Regions from separate parts of the Homo sapiens genome. Here all the other regions are linked to region 3. A link is a contact called in ENCODE Hi-C or POLR2A ChIA-PET data. All regions are on one chromosome and are shown on one strand. Each heading gives the region's core, a stretch centred on a gene start or an enhancer-like site at or near the end of the contact. The rest is flanking DNA. Distances are from core to core; before and after follow the strand shown.

Region 1 (3,693 bases), core at 549-3,048, 630 kb before region 3:
ATGTTGTTATTCTGTTCCCAGGAGGTTGCATACATTTGTACTCTCATCCGCTGTGTAACAACTATTTCTCCATACCCTCACCAACACAGGGTATAAACAAACTTCATGTTTGTCCATCAATAGGTTTTAAGAAAAGCCTCTCCTTGCTTTAATTTTTAATTCCCTAACAATGAGTGAGGTTCTGCATCTTTTTATAGCTTTGTTAGCCATGTCAATTAATTTTTCCACAAAGTATCTTTCCATGTCTAATGCATTCTTTTTGTTTATGGGGTTGTCTGAAAATTGCTTAATGATTTGTATGAGCCCTTGGTTCGATAAGAAAACTTATGTGTTAAAGTGTGTCCCGATTTTTTTCTCATATTATCTAACTTTTTATGAAATTTTGATGTGCTTAATTTTTTAATGGGATTAATTTACTAGTCTTTTCTTTTATGGGTCCTAAGAGTATTTACATGCGTTACTTCCCTCTCTCTTCACAAGGGCATAGGGAACATTTATTTGTTTGTTTGTTTATTTTTATTACTTTTTGAGACAGGATCTTGCTCTGCAGCCCAGGCTGGAGTGCAGTGGCGCGATCACGGTTCACTGCTGCCTCTGCCTCCCGGGTTGAAGCGATCCTCCCACCTCAGCCCCCCCAAGTAGCTGGGATTACAGCCCCGCGCCACCATGCCCGGCTAATTTTTGAATTTTTAGTAGAGACGGAGTCTCGCCATGCTGCTCAGGCTGGTCTCGAACTCCTAGGTTCAAGTGATCTCCTGCCTCAGCCTCCCAAAGTGCTGGGATTACAGGCGTGAGCCACCGGACCCCGCCAGGAACATTTATGATGTATCCCATTTCACCTTGGAGTAAACTGAAGCTCAAAGAATAATGAGTGAAACTGGGTTTAGATCTTGAGCTCCCTAATTCCCCATCCAGGTCTTCTTCACAGCCTGGCTGCCCTTCACATCTTCCAAAAAGGTCTTTCAAGTTGTCAATTTGTTTACACTACTCTTCCAAACATTTATATCGAAAGTTTAAAGGAAACAATAAGTACATAAAAAAGAAAGATAAGAAATAGACCTCAGTATTAACCTTTTCAAATATTTAGTTGGTGATAGCGCAGAAGAGGGGAAACCGAGGCTGTCCTTGCCATTCACGCTGTGAAGATGCGACCCTGGCTCACTCCCCGCAGCTCCAGGGCAGCTGGAAGCAGAGAACTCCCATATCTCTAATAAAGCCGGGCCTCTCGCAGATGTCAGCGCATTGCATTGACTCCTGGACACCTGCACTAAAGGCCCTTCAGGCACCTCCAACTAAATATGCCCAGAACTGAACTCACCCTATCTCTTCTCCATCTCAGGTAAGCTGCCAGGTGGCCAAGGCTGGGAGTCATGATGCTTTCTCCTTCTGAACATCCACAATCGGGGGCAGAGACCTTCACCTTCCATCTCCTAAACACTCTACGATGGGTCCTCTTCTCTTCACCCCCACTCCCCGCACCCCTGCCACACACCTCTCCCACCATTGCACGCGCCCAGTCTCCACGCGCATTTCCTCTCCCACCCTGCAGCAGCCGCCCTAGCATATTACCTCTAATGCAAATCGCACCACTGTCCCGCAGGCTGAAAGCCTCGGTGCACTCAGGACAAGAGTCCACGCTTCTTAAACAAACGGTCGACGTTGTCCGCGACCTGGCCCGGCCCAACGGGTCAGACCGTCATTGGCCATCTCACAGTCCCGGCGCTCCAGAGCCCCTCCCACAGCGGGACATGAAGGAGGCGGATACGGCTGGACCTTACCCGGCCCGCCCAAGGCGTCCGGGACCCGCCCAGGCGCTGACGCTAACTGGAGAGCCTGGCCCCGCGGTCTCCTTGTCCTGCCAATCTCCGGGAGGCGGGATCCGTCTGAGGGCCTGGACCAATTCGGGAGCGGGGGCGCGGAAAGAGGCGGGGCTACGAGCTCCTCCCAGAGCTCCAGCCTCCAGGCACCCGGGATCCAGCGCCGCCGCTCATAACACCCGCGACCCCGCAGCTAAGCGCAGCTCCCGACGCAATGGACCCGGCGCTGGCAGCCCAGATGAGCGAGGCTGTGGCCGAGAAGATGCTCCAGTACCGGCGGGACACAGCAGGCTGGAAGATTTGCCGGGAAGGCGTGAGTGAGGAGCTGGGCGGGAAGGGGTCGCGGAGACGGCTTCGTGGAGCCCGGGTCCCCAGAAGCCCCCAAGCGCCTCCTCTCCCCGTTGTTTTCTGCTCCCCAATCCCCTGGACCCGATTGAGAGGGATTCCAATGGGGATTGTTTTCTTCTTTAAAAAAAAGATTGGGCCTGTTATGCTCACAATGACTTCAGGTGGTAAGTATCTGTTCCTTTCACTCAGTGACTTGCCCAAGGTCACCTGGCTGTTGAATGCTGTTTAGGACTGGATGTTTCTGTGACAGTGGTAAAAGTAAATAAATTGCATTTAAGGGGTAAGCAGGTGTTTAAAAACAAAACAAAATGAAAGAATGTGGTCGCAGCTAAGGAGGTTTTTACATGTTGTTTAAATCCAGTAAAGTCTGATCCAGCATCTGATGCATACTAAGGTTTTCTTCTGTGTTCATTACAGCATGAACCCCTCTCTTTGTCGTTGCCAGAGGGTAGCATGGGAGTAGTTTTGCTTGACCCTTCTGACTTTTCATTACAGCATGAACCCCTCTCTTTGTCGTTGCCAGAGGGTAACATGGGAGTAGTTTTGCTTGACCCTTCTGACTTTTCATTACAGCATGAACCCCTCTCTTTGTCGTTGCCAGAGGGTAGCATGGGAGTAGTTTTGCTTGACCCTTCTGACTTTTCATTACAGCATGAACCCCTCTCTTTGTCGTTGCCAGAGGGTAGCATGGGAGTAGTTTTGCTTGACCCTTCTGACTTTTCATTAAGTAGCCCTGGGTTGCTCAAGGAAACAGAATGCCTGGTGGCTTTTAAGATAATTTTAAAAACCACCCACGGCTCTTGGAGTCAGCCAGTTAAGATCTTTTTCTTCATCACATTCTGCTGTGGGGACAGCTTTGCCCAAGACTAGTCCCAGCTTTTCCACGTATGGGTTGCACAGCCTTGGAGAGTCGTATCTCTTGAGGCCTCTTACCCCTCTTCTGTAGAACAGGGGATTAAGCCAGGTGACCAGAGCCCTTCTAGCTCTAAAATTCTGTGGTTCTGTGCCTTTTGACAGAATGGAGTTTCAGTTTCCTGGAGGCCATCTGTGGAGTTTCCAGGGAACCTGTAAGTGCATGCCTCGTTCAAAGATTACCAGAGGTGCCGCACCCTTCCTGGTATCTTTATGGGCCTGCCTCCTAAAATATTCAAATCAACCCTATAACCTGTGATCACTTGTCCTCCAGAAAAGCCTTACTGTTTTTAATGAAATCATTTCCAGCAAACTGTATTCTTGTGAAAGCTTACTGTCCATTTCTGCAGGCCTGAAGGGAGGCGGGGCTAGTGACTTTCAGCCCCTTCTCTGCAAGTCTGTCCTAAAGAGTAGTGACAGACATGGCATGGTCCACCTTCTAGTCCTTAGATACAATCTCAAGATAACAAGTTTGATTGATGCGTTGGGGTCAAATTCCTTTTCGTGCTCCAGGTACCGAGGAGAAGGCATTGTATATGGGACACTAGAGGAGGTGTGGGACTGTGTGAAGCCAGCTGTTGGAGGCCTACGAGTGAAGTGGGATGAGAATGTGACC
Region 2 (3,721 bases), core at 1-2,500, 770 kb after region 3:
AGCCAAAGCAGCGCACAATTGACATCTGAAGCCCAATGAATGTGATCAAAACAAAGCACTTAAATTTTGTTTGGATTTGCTGCCACTAGTACACATCGTAAAGGCAGATTTTCACACTCATACAATTTTCTGCATTCTTCAGTATCTGTCAGCGTGTTCAAATACTTTTAATACACAACTTTTAATACACAAGACACACTTTGGAAAACTTTTTCCGAAGAAAATGATCCAAAGAGCAGAATGTGAGTCAATAAACGGAGAAAGGCAAGCAGCGGTTTTCCATCTTCTGCGCCAGTGTGCTGTAAACTTTTAAGTCCGGAAAACTATGTTTTAACCGATGAGATAATGCCTTTCAAAGTGATTAGCACGACCGGGCGCGCGGTGGCTGACGCCAGTAATCCCAGCACTTTTGAGTGGCTGAGGTGAGCGGATCACCCTGAGGTCAGGGTCGAGACCAGCCTGGCCAAAATGGCGAAACCCCGTCTCTACTAAAATACAAAAATCAGCGAGGCGTGGTGGCGCCCGCCTGTAATCCCAGTTACTCGGGAGGCTGAGGCAGGAGAATCGCTTTAAACCGGGAGGCGGAGGTTGCAGAGCCAAGATCGGGCCATTGCACTCCAGCCTCGGTGACAAAATATAATAATAATAAAATTAAAAAGGGCTTAGCATAGTATCTGGCCAGTAAGAAGAAATTATGATTATTATTTTGACCTTAGACCTCTCTTAACTGTCTGAAATTCGGGTTTCTTAAAGGACACAGGCGGTCTCTGAGGCTCCCGCCAGCGGAAACAATCTCCCATTAAAATAGGCATCGGTTAAATATTTGCTGAACAAAGTAAACTACGTCTCCCCGAATCCCATTGAGCGCCTACTCGAGATCCGGACCGGAGCCGGGCAGGACGGGCCCGTCGGTCCCACACGCCGTATAAGTGGGTGGAGAATACCCCACACGCCCAGACCAATAGGCGGGGTGAACGAGGACCGTGTTCACCAACTCAGCCCGGCTCGCGGAATGCCTTCTGTTCGCCTCCGGGCTTGCAGTGGCTTTCCGTCGCAGGTCAGGCCGCGTTCCACTTCCGCCGGCAGTCCAGACACGCCCCTCCGGGTCCAATCCCCGCCCCTCACACACCTGGCCCCGCCCCGTCGGGAGCTCGGCGGTCCTCTCTGCGCTAGGTCTTCTTAGCGCCCGACGGGGCCACGCCCATCCCCGACGCTCTGAGGTCACCTACAGGGCCGACCCTCGGTGGGCGGAGGGACGGAGGGAAGATGGCTGCAGAGACCGGATATTGGCGCTGCCTCCCCGAATCCCGGACCTGCGCTGAGGAGGCGGTTCATCTGTGGCCAGCGGTGCTTCGGGACCCGCGCTGGGGGAACCCTGGCGACGGGGCCTGGCCCTGCTATATGCGGGGGCCTCGGCTGGAGTGAGCGGCGTGGACGCCTCTTTCCTCCGGCTCTTCCCTTGTTGCTGCGAGAGCGAGAGGGCCGCGGGCGGCGGAGGCAGCGGGGCCGGGATGGAGGACGTTAACTCTAACGTGAACGCGGACCAGGAGGTGCGGAAGCTGCAGGTGCCGGTGAAGAAGCTGGGGAAGCAGCACGAACAGCCGAGGAGCCGCTCGCGCTGTGCTGGGCCCCGGCTCCATCGCGGTTCGCCGGCTCCTCCACTCCCTCCTACGGCGCGGGGTCCCCTCGGGGCTTCCCCTTGGGTCTCAGCGCAAAGTCGGGCGGCGGGGCCGGATGGACCCGAGGCGGACGAATAACGAGGAGCTGCGAGACGCCACCTTCTTGCTGGCGGCGGGGGAGGGCGGCTTGCTAGACGACCTGGAGCGTCTGTCAGGCTAGGAGGAGGGGGAGGAGAGCTGGTGAGCGCCGGGCGCCGGGCGGGGCTGGGCGGGGACGCCCCGGTGGCGGAGGACGTCCCGGAGGATCCCTCTGGTCGGGCGCCTGGCTTTGTGTAGCCAGCCAGGTCCGCTCTCGGCGGGTACTCGTGGTCTTGCTCTGGCAGAGGGGAGGTCAGTTGGAGTTGGGGGTTCGAGGCTTGCAAGTACAGGGCTTGTAGCTCCTTCTCTGGATTGTGGACCCTCTGGGTGCTGGGCCCTATTGGGGTTGGTGGGTTGGTTGGATCCAGAAGGGCTGTTCGCCGTGGGGAGGAGTCGGAGGTGGGAAACTGCTTTGTAGGCAGGGATTCTGCTTTGTATAGGAGACCAGCTTTCGGATGCTGGTCTGGGCATTTTGGATGTTGGGGAGGGGTTTGGCTTGATGAGGTATCACCAAGTTCGGGGGGTGCAGACCAAAGTCGCCGACGTCTATGCAGCGGTTGGTGTTTGGGATCAATTTCTAGCGTGGATGGGGAGACCATGTGGATCAGCACTCCCCTTTAGGTAGTGGGGTAAAGCTTGCTCTGTGTGAAGAGGTCAGAGGATGGTGGTGTTTTGTGTGAAGAATCAAGGGTGAAACAAGAGCCCTGGCTCTGATATTTTAAAACAAGAATTGAGTCTGGCATTTTGCAGAGCTCTGAATTGACATTTATCACATCTATCCTTCATTTCCATGTCCTCCTATGGGCAGAAAAGAGTCCTATTTTAATACCTAAACCAAAGCTGTATTGTCATAAGCCACTTCTTGATGAAATTGTGACACACACCTTAATATCACTTTCATAAATAGGAAATGGGAGGCTTTTCTCCTCATTTTATTATAAAGATGTCTGTGGGAAATTCTCTTAATTCATCCTCTTTAAAATTTTACCTTTTAGCTAAAATGTCTCTGTTGAAATTCAAATTTCTAACTTAGTGAAATCGAAATCATTCATAGACTGTAGTATTGCAGGGCTCGAACTGTGCAGTGTTCTGAGGTAGTTAAGAGCTTTGCTGGATTCAGGCCCTGGGTTTGCCCAGGCCTGTATGACCTTGAGCAAGTTATTCTGAGCTTCACTTTCTTCCTCTATGATGGAGAAAATAATGATAGCACTTACCTCTATAGAGTTATGAAAATTTAGTAAGATAATCCATGTATGCATTTAGCACTGTTGAGATCTTGGCTTACTGCAAGCTCCGCCTCCTGGGTTCACACCGTTCTCCTGCCTCAGCCTCCCGAGTAGTTGGGACTACAGGCACTGGCCACCACTCCCTGCTAATTTTTTGTTTTCGTATTTTTAGAAGAGACGGGTTTCACCGTGTTAGCCAGGATGGCCTCGATCTGACCTCGTGATCCTCCCGCCTCGGCCTTCCAAAGAGCTGGGATTACAGGCATGAGCCACCATGCCCAGCCTATTACTCTTAAGCCTAGTTATTTAAATCAAACATTTAGTGAGCTCTTACATGATGTTATAGGAGACTCTGAAGATTCTCAACTGTTGATTCCTGTTCATAAGGCAGTTATAGTCTTGTTGAGAACTAAGTTTTATGCAGATAAATAAACTAGAAAGTGTATGGTGAATTGCCGAAAGAGAGAACAAAAGTACTGTCAGTGCGCAGTAACTGGGAAGAAAACAGTAGTCCAAAGTAGAGGGGCCAAACTTTGAGGAGGAGGCTTTGGAGTCTGGAAGTGAGGAAAGAGTGGGAAGGGCATTTTATGCTCTGACAGCTACAAGAGCAGAGTCAGAGATATTTGTAACTCCCAGTTAGGAGATTTGAATAACAGAAGTACTCTTGAGTATATGGTGACAAACCTTTATTTTTTATTTACTATTTTTTTTTTTTTTTGAGACGGAGTCTCGCTCTGT
Region 3 (3,542 bases), core at 367-2,866:
GGCAGGTCGGAAAGGTCACAGATACCCAAACTGGAGCACAAACAGGTAACCTGACCTGCACATGTATAAGACTTTTGTCTAATAGTGAATAAAAGTCAGGTTTTTGGTTTGCTTGTTATAAAACAACCAGGTCTAACCCCTAAACCATGCCCCCAGTTTGTGCCTGGCTCACAGATGGCCCACCCTAAACACTTTTCAGTCCTTCTGTGAATGCTAATTTAAGGTCAGAGATTTCCCAGCCCCTGCAAGTTTCAAACTTATCCTGGACTGTTATGGAGGCCGTGTGGAAGGTGCCAGGCCCACAGCTACCAGCTAACTTCCTGCCCCACAGTGCCACTACTTTGCCCCACCAGGAGGCAAACTCCCCGCTCCACCTGACGCTCCAGCTGTTTCCAAGGTTGCCCAGACATTGTCCTGCCCGCACTTTACAACCAGAAAGTCTTTTAGAGGCCATCCTGTCTCGCCCACTGACTTTACAGGGAAGGAAACTGAGTCTAGAAACCCATGTGCCTTGCCCAAGGTCACTTCAGCTCGTACAAACGAAACTCGAACCAAGTTGTTTCTTTCTGCCCGGTACTTAAGCACCCACACTCTGCCACTCGCGGTGACCGGAGCCACAAAAGACCCAGCCGGTGGGCCGGCGACACACAGGCGAGCCAAAGCAGGCAAAATTCTCTGAGTCCGAGCTCTCCAGGAACCTGAAGGCTGGCGCGGTTTTTGGAGAGGGTGGGAGCAAGCCAGGGTGGGACAAGAAAAGCGAATTTACGGCGGCCAAGGGGCTCTCCGCTGGCCCTCAGCCCCGGAGGAGGGGCCCCTCTCCTGGCAGGCCGCCCCAGGGGCCCCAAGAGACCCCCACCCCGCCTCCCCACAGCTGGAAGTCAGGCCTGGCGACCCCGGCAGGCTCACCGGGTGCGCAGCGCCTGCCACGCGGCGTCGATGTCGGCGTAGAGGTTCTTCTCGGAGGGCTTGCCCGAGCTGACGCCGTATCCCGAGTAGTCGTAGGAGAAGATGTTGCAGTTGATGCGGGAGCCGAGGCCAATGTAGAAGCTGCACATCTGGCCCAGGTCCACGGCGTTGCCGTGCGAGAAGAGCAGCGTGTAGCGGCTGGAGGGCGCGCAGCGCACGAACATGCAGCCGAGCCGGTTGTCCCGGGCCGTGCGCGAGAAGAAGACCTCGACGGCGTCCAGCTCGCGCTGCGAGTACTGCCAGTCGGCGCGCTCGCTGAGGTGCAGGCTGCACGCACCGGGCCCCGCGCCCGCGCCCTCCTCGGGCTGCTGCGGTGCCGGCTGGGCCGCGGCGGCGGCGGCGGTAGCCTGGGCCGGGGCCGGGGCGGACGCGCCGGCGCCGCGCTGCTCCGGCGCCAGCACCGTGTAGGTGGGCTCGGGCGGCAGGAAGGCCAGCTTGGCGGCGATGCGGCTCGGGCAGGGCGGGCAGCAGAAGAGCCAGCACAGCTCACCCAGCGAGAAGCCGTTCATCCTGGGGCCTGGCTCGGGCATCGGGACGGCCTGGTGCCCGCCGCCGGCCCGGCTGGCTGGCTGGCTGGCTGGCCCGGGAGGACGGAGGACGGACGCGCGGCGAGGGAGCTGGCAGGCGAGCGCGGAGGGCGGCTGCAGCCCGCCCGCCCGGCGGCAGGAGGAGGCGGAGGCGGAGGAGGGCAGGAGGCGGGGCCGGCCCGGCGGGCGCGGCGCTCGGAGCCCGGGCGGGTCAGCGGCGGCCCCGGAACCCAGGCGAGGCGCGGGCGGCCCGGGCCCGCGCGCGGCACACAAAGCCGGCGGCGGCGTCCATGGCCGGCTCGTGCGCGCCGCCCCCCGCTCCCGTTCCCGCTCCCGCACGCCCGCCGCCGCCGCCGCCGCCGCCGCCACTTCCGGGTTACCGCGCGGCGGCGCCGCCGCTGGGACGCGGCGCAGAGCCGGGCATCGGGGCGGGGCGCTGCGGGCAAGGGCGCGGGCACCTTCCCCGGCCTGGGAAGCACCTTCTCGACCTGCGGCCGACGGGGGCTTCCAGGCGGCTCCGGGGCCCGGAGAAGCTGGGTGCCGGGGCTGGGGGCTCTGCGCCCGGACAGCTGGGCCGATCTGCAGAGGGGACCCTGGAGGGGGTGCATGTGTCCCGGGGTGGACCGCTCCCCTCCCCTCCCCCTGGGATTCCCTCCCCCAAATCCAGGTTTCTCCCGTGGATGGAGGTTCTTGGGAGTCTACTGAAAAGGAAACTAAGGGGTGGACAAGAGTTGGAATGTGCCCGAAATATTTGGCTCTCGTGTGTGCTGCTTTCTGAACTGGCTCAGTACCAAAAGTTCTCAGCACCGTAAGGGGTACCGGGGTTGTGGGATAGGGTGGTCATCAGTGTGTTTCTTATTAGGAGAGGCTGTTTCTGTATAGGTAGCAACAGCGTTTCCTTTCTAAGGGCATGGTTTTACCCTTAGTACATTTCTGTATCTATAAAAGTCAGCTGTTAGAACAGGAGGGTACTGTATTTAGCAACAAACCATGTTGAGGTTGTCATTTCTAATCCCACGTGTGGCAGATTTTCCGGTAGTAAGTATATACTAGGTATCGTTTACAGTGTTTGTGTCTCTAGAGTTGTTTTGGGTCCAGGATTTTTCAGTGGTCTTAGTCATGAACGATTCTTATACTGCTTTAAATCTACTGTAATCTTGGCAGCCACCTTTACATGATTTTTCAAATATAACTCTCGGTGCCTTGAAACTGTGCTCTGGTGCCAGTTTCCACAGAGCCTTCTATACTTCCTTTTTCCCGCCTGATTTGGCAGCTGAAGAATTCCCTTTCAGGAACTGACAGGAGATACCCTTCCTGGACTGCCAGCAGGGCAGCTAGAGACTGGGAGGTTGGCACAATCCCTACGCTGGGTCTGTTGTTTTAACTCACAGATGTCCTGAGAATTTTACCTTTCGTTGTGACTTTCCACAGGACGAATATTTTGAGCACCGTCATCTAAATGAATTGCCGATACTGATTTCATTAACCTTCAGGACCTCGCTTTTAATTTTTTCTTTTTTAAGAGACAGGGTCTTACTGTATTGTCCAGGCTGGACTCCCAACTCCTGGGCTCAAATGACCCTCCGGCCTGCCTCCCAAGTAGCTAGGACTACCGGCACATGCCACCTTGCCCAGCTAGGACCTGGGTTTTAAAAGGCCATTTCTTCACTAAAACAATTTTACTTGTTTTTGAACTATTCAAACTTGATTTTTAAAAACCTGGTAACAAAGCCTGTCCAGATTGCATATTTGAAGTCTGTTTTGAAGGTTTTCACACTTGGTGAAACTCTTCACATAAAGCCCAATTCTAGCTTTGCAGGTTTGCATTTCCTTTTTTTTTTTTTTTTTTTTAAAAAAAGAATTTTTCTGCGAAAATCCTTTAAAAAGAAAAAAAAGCTTTATACAGCTGGGCACAGTGACTCACGCCTGTAATCCCACCACTTTGGGAGGCTGAGGAGGGTGGATCACTTCAAGTCAGAAGTTCAAGACCAGCCTGGCCAACATAATGAAACTCCGTCTCTACTGAAAATACAAAAATTAGCCGGCCAT

Evidence for each region. Hi-C counts contacts between places; a loop is a spot of excess contacts on that map. ChIA-PET counts read pairs that join two places held with the same protein, here RNA polymerase II (POLR2A). Pooled maps may share reads with other maps.
Region 1: a loop to region 3 is called in a map of GM12878, with 7 times the contacts of the local background. The contact joins the promoter of TMC3-AS1 here to the promoter of ABHD17C in region 3. A Hi-C loop is called at or near these places in 1 of 168 maps with a recorded cell type or tissue (GM12878) and 8 of 50 pooled maps. POLR2A ChIA-PET finds 5 or more read pairs at or near these places in 1 of 52 experiments (H1).
Region 2: a loop to region 3 is called in a map of chondrocyte, with 7 times the contacts of the local background. The contact joins the promoter of ST20 here to the promoter of ABHD17C in region 3. A Hi-C loop is called at or near these places in 1 of 168 maps with a recorded cell type or tissue (chondrocyte) and 8 of 50 pooled maps.

The regions. Positions count from the first base shown.
Region 1 is chr15:81,322,438-81,326,130 of GRCh38, reverse strand. TMC3-AS1 (TMC3 antisense RNA 1) reads right to left here and starts at 1,798. Exons shown (of 7, transcript NR_120365.1): 1 at 1,570-1,798. STARD5 (StAR related lipid transfer domain containing 5) reads left to right here and starts at 1,990. Exons shown (of 6, transcript NM_181900.3): 1 at 1,990-2,130; 2 at 3,183-3,232; 3 at 3,591-3,693. The coding sequence starts at 2,032. RefSeq lists a silencer at 1,449-1,498.
Region 2 is chr15:79,921,281-79,925,001 of GRCh38, reverse strand. It overlaps ST20 (suppressor of tumorigenicity 20), which reads left to right and starts at 1,250. Exons shown (of 3, transcript NR_037653.2): 1 at 1,250-1,550. It overlaps ST20-MTHFS (ST20-MTHFS readthrough), which reads left to right and starts at 1,910. Exons shown (of 4, transcript NM_001199760.2): 1 at 1,910-1,963. ST20-AS1 (ST20 antisense RNA 1) reads right to left here and starts at 2,231. Exons shown (of 1, transcript NR_028330.1): 1 at 148-2,231. RefSeq lists enhancers at 11-671, 873-922, 1,353-1,532 and silencers at 1,063-1,212, 1,833-1,882, 1,893-1,962, 1,983-2,092.
Region 3 is chr15:80,693,384-80,696,925 of GRCh38, reverse strand. ABHD17C (abhydrolase domain containing 17C, depalmitoylase) reads right to left here and starts at 1,616. Exons shown (of 3, transcript NM_021214.2): 1 at 907-1,616. The coding sequence starts at 1,496. RefSeq lists silencers at 793-852, 1,273-1,322, 1,413-1,832, 1,853-1,962, 1,983-2,142 and 1 more and an enhancer at 1,013-1,082.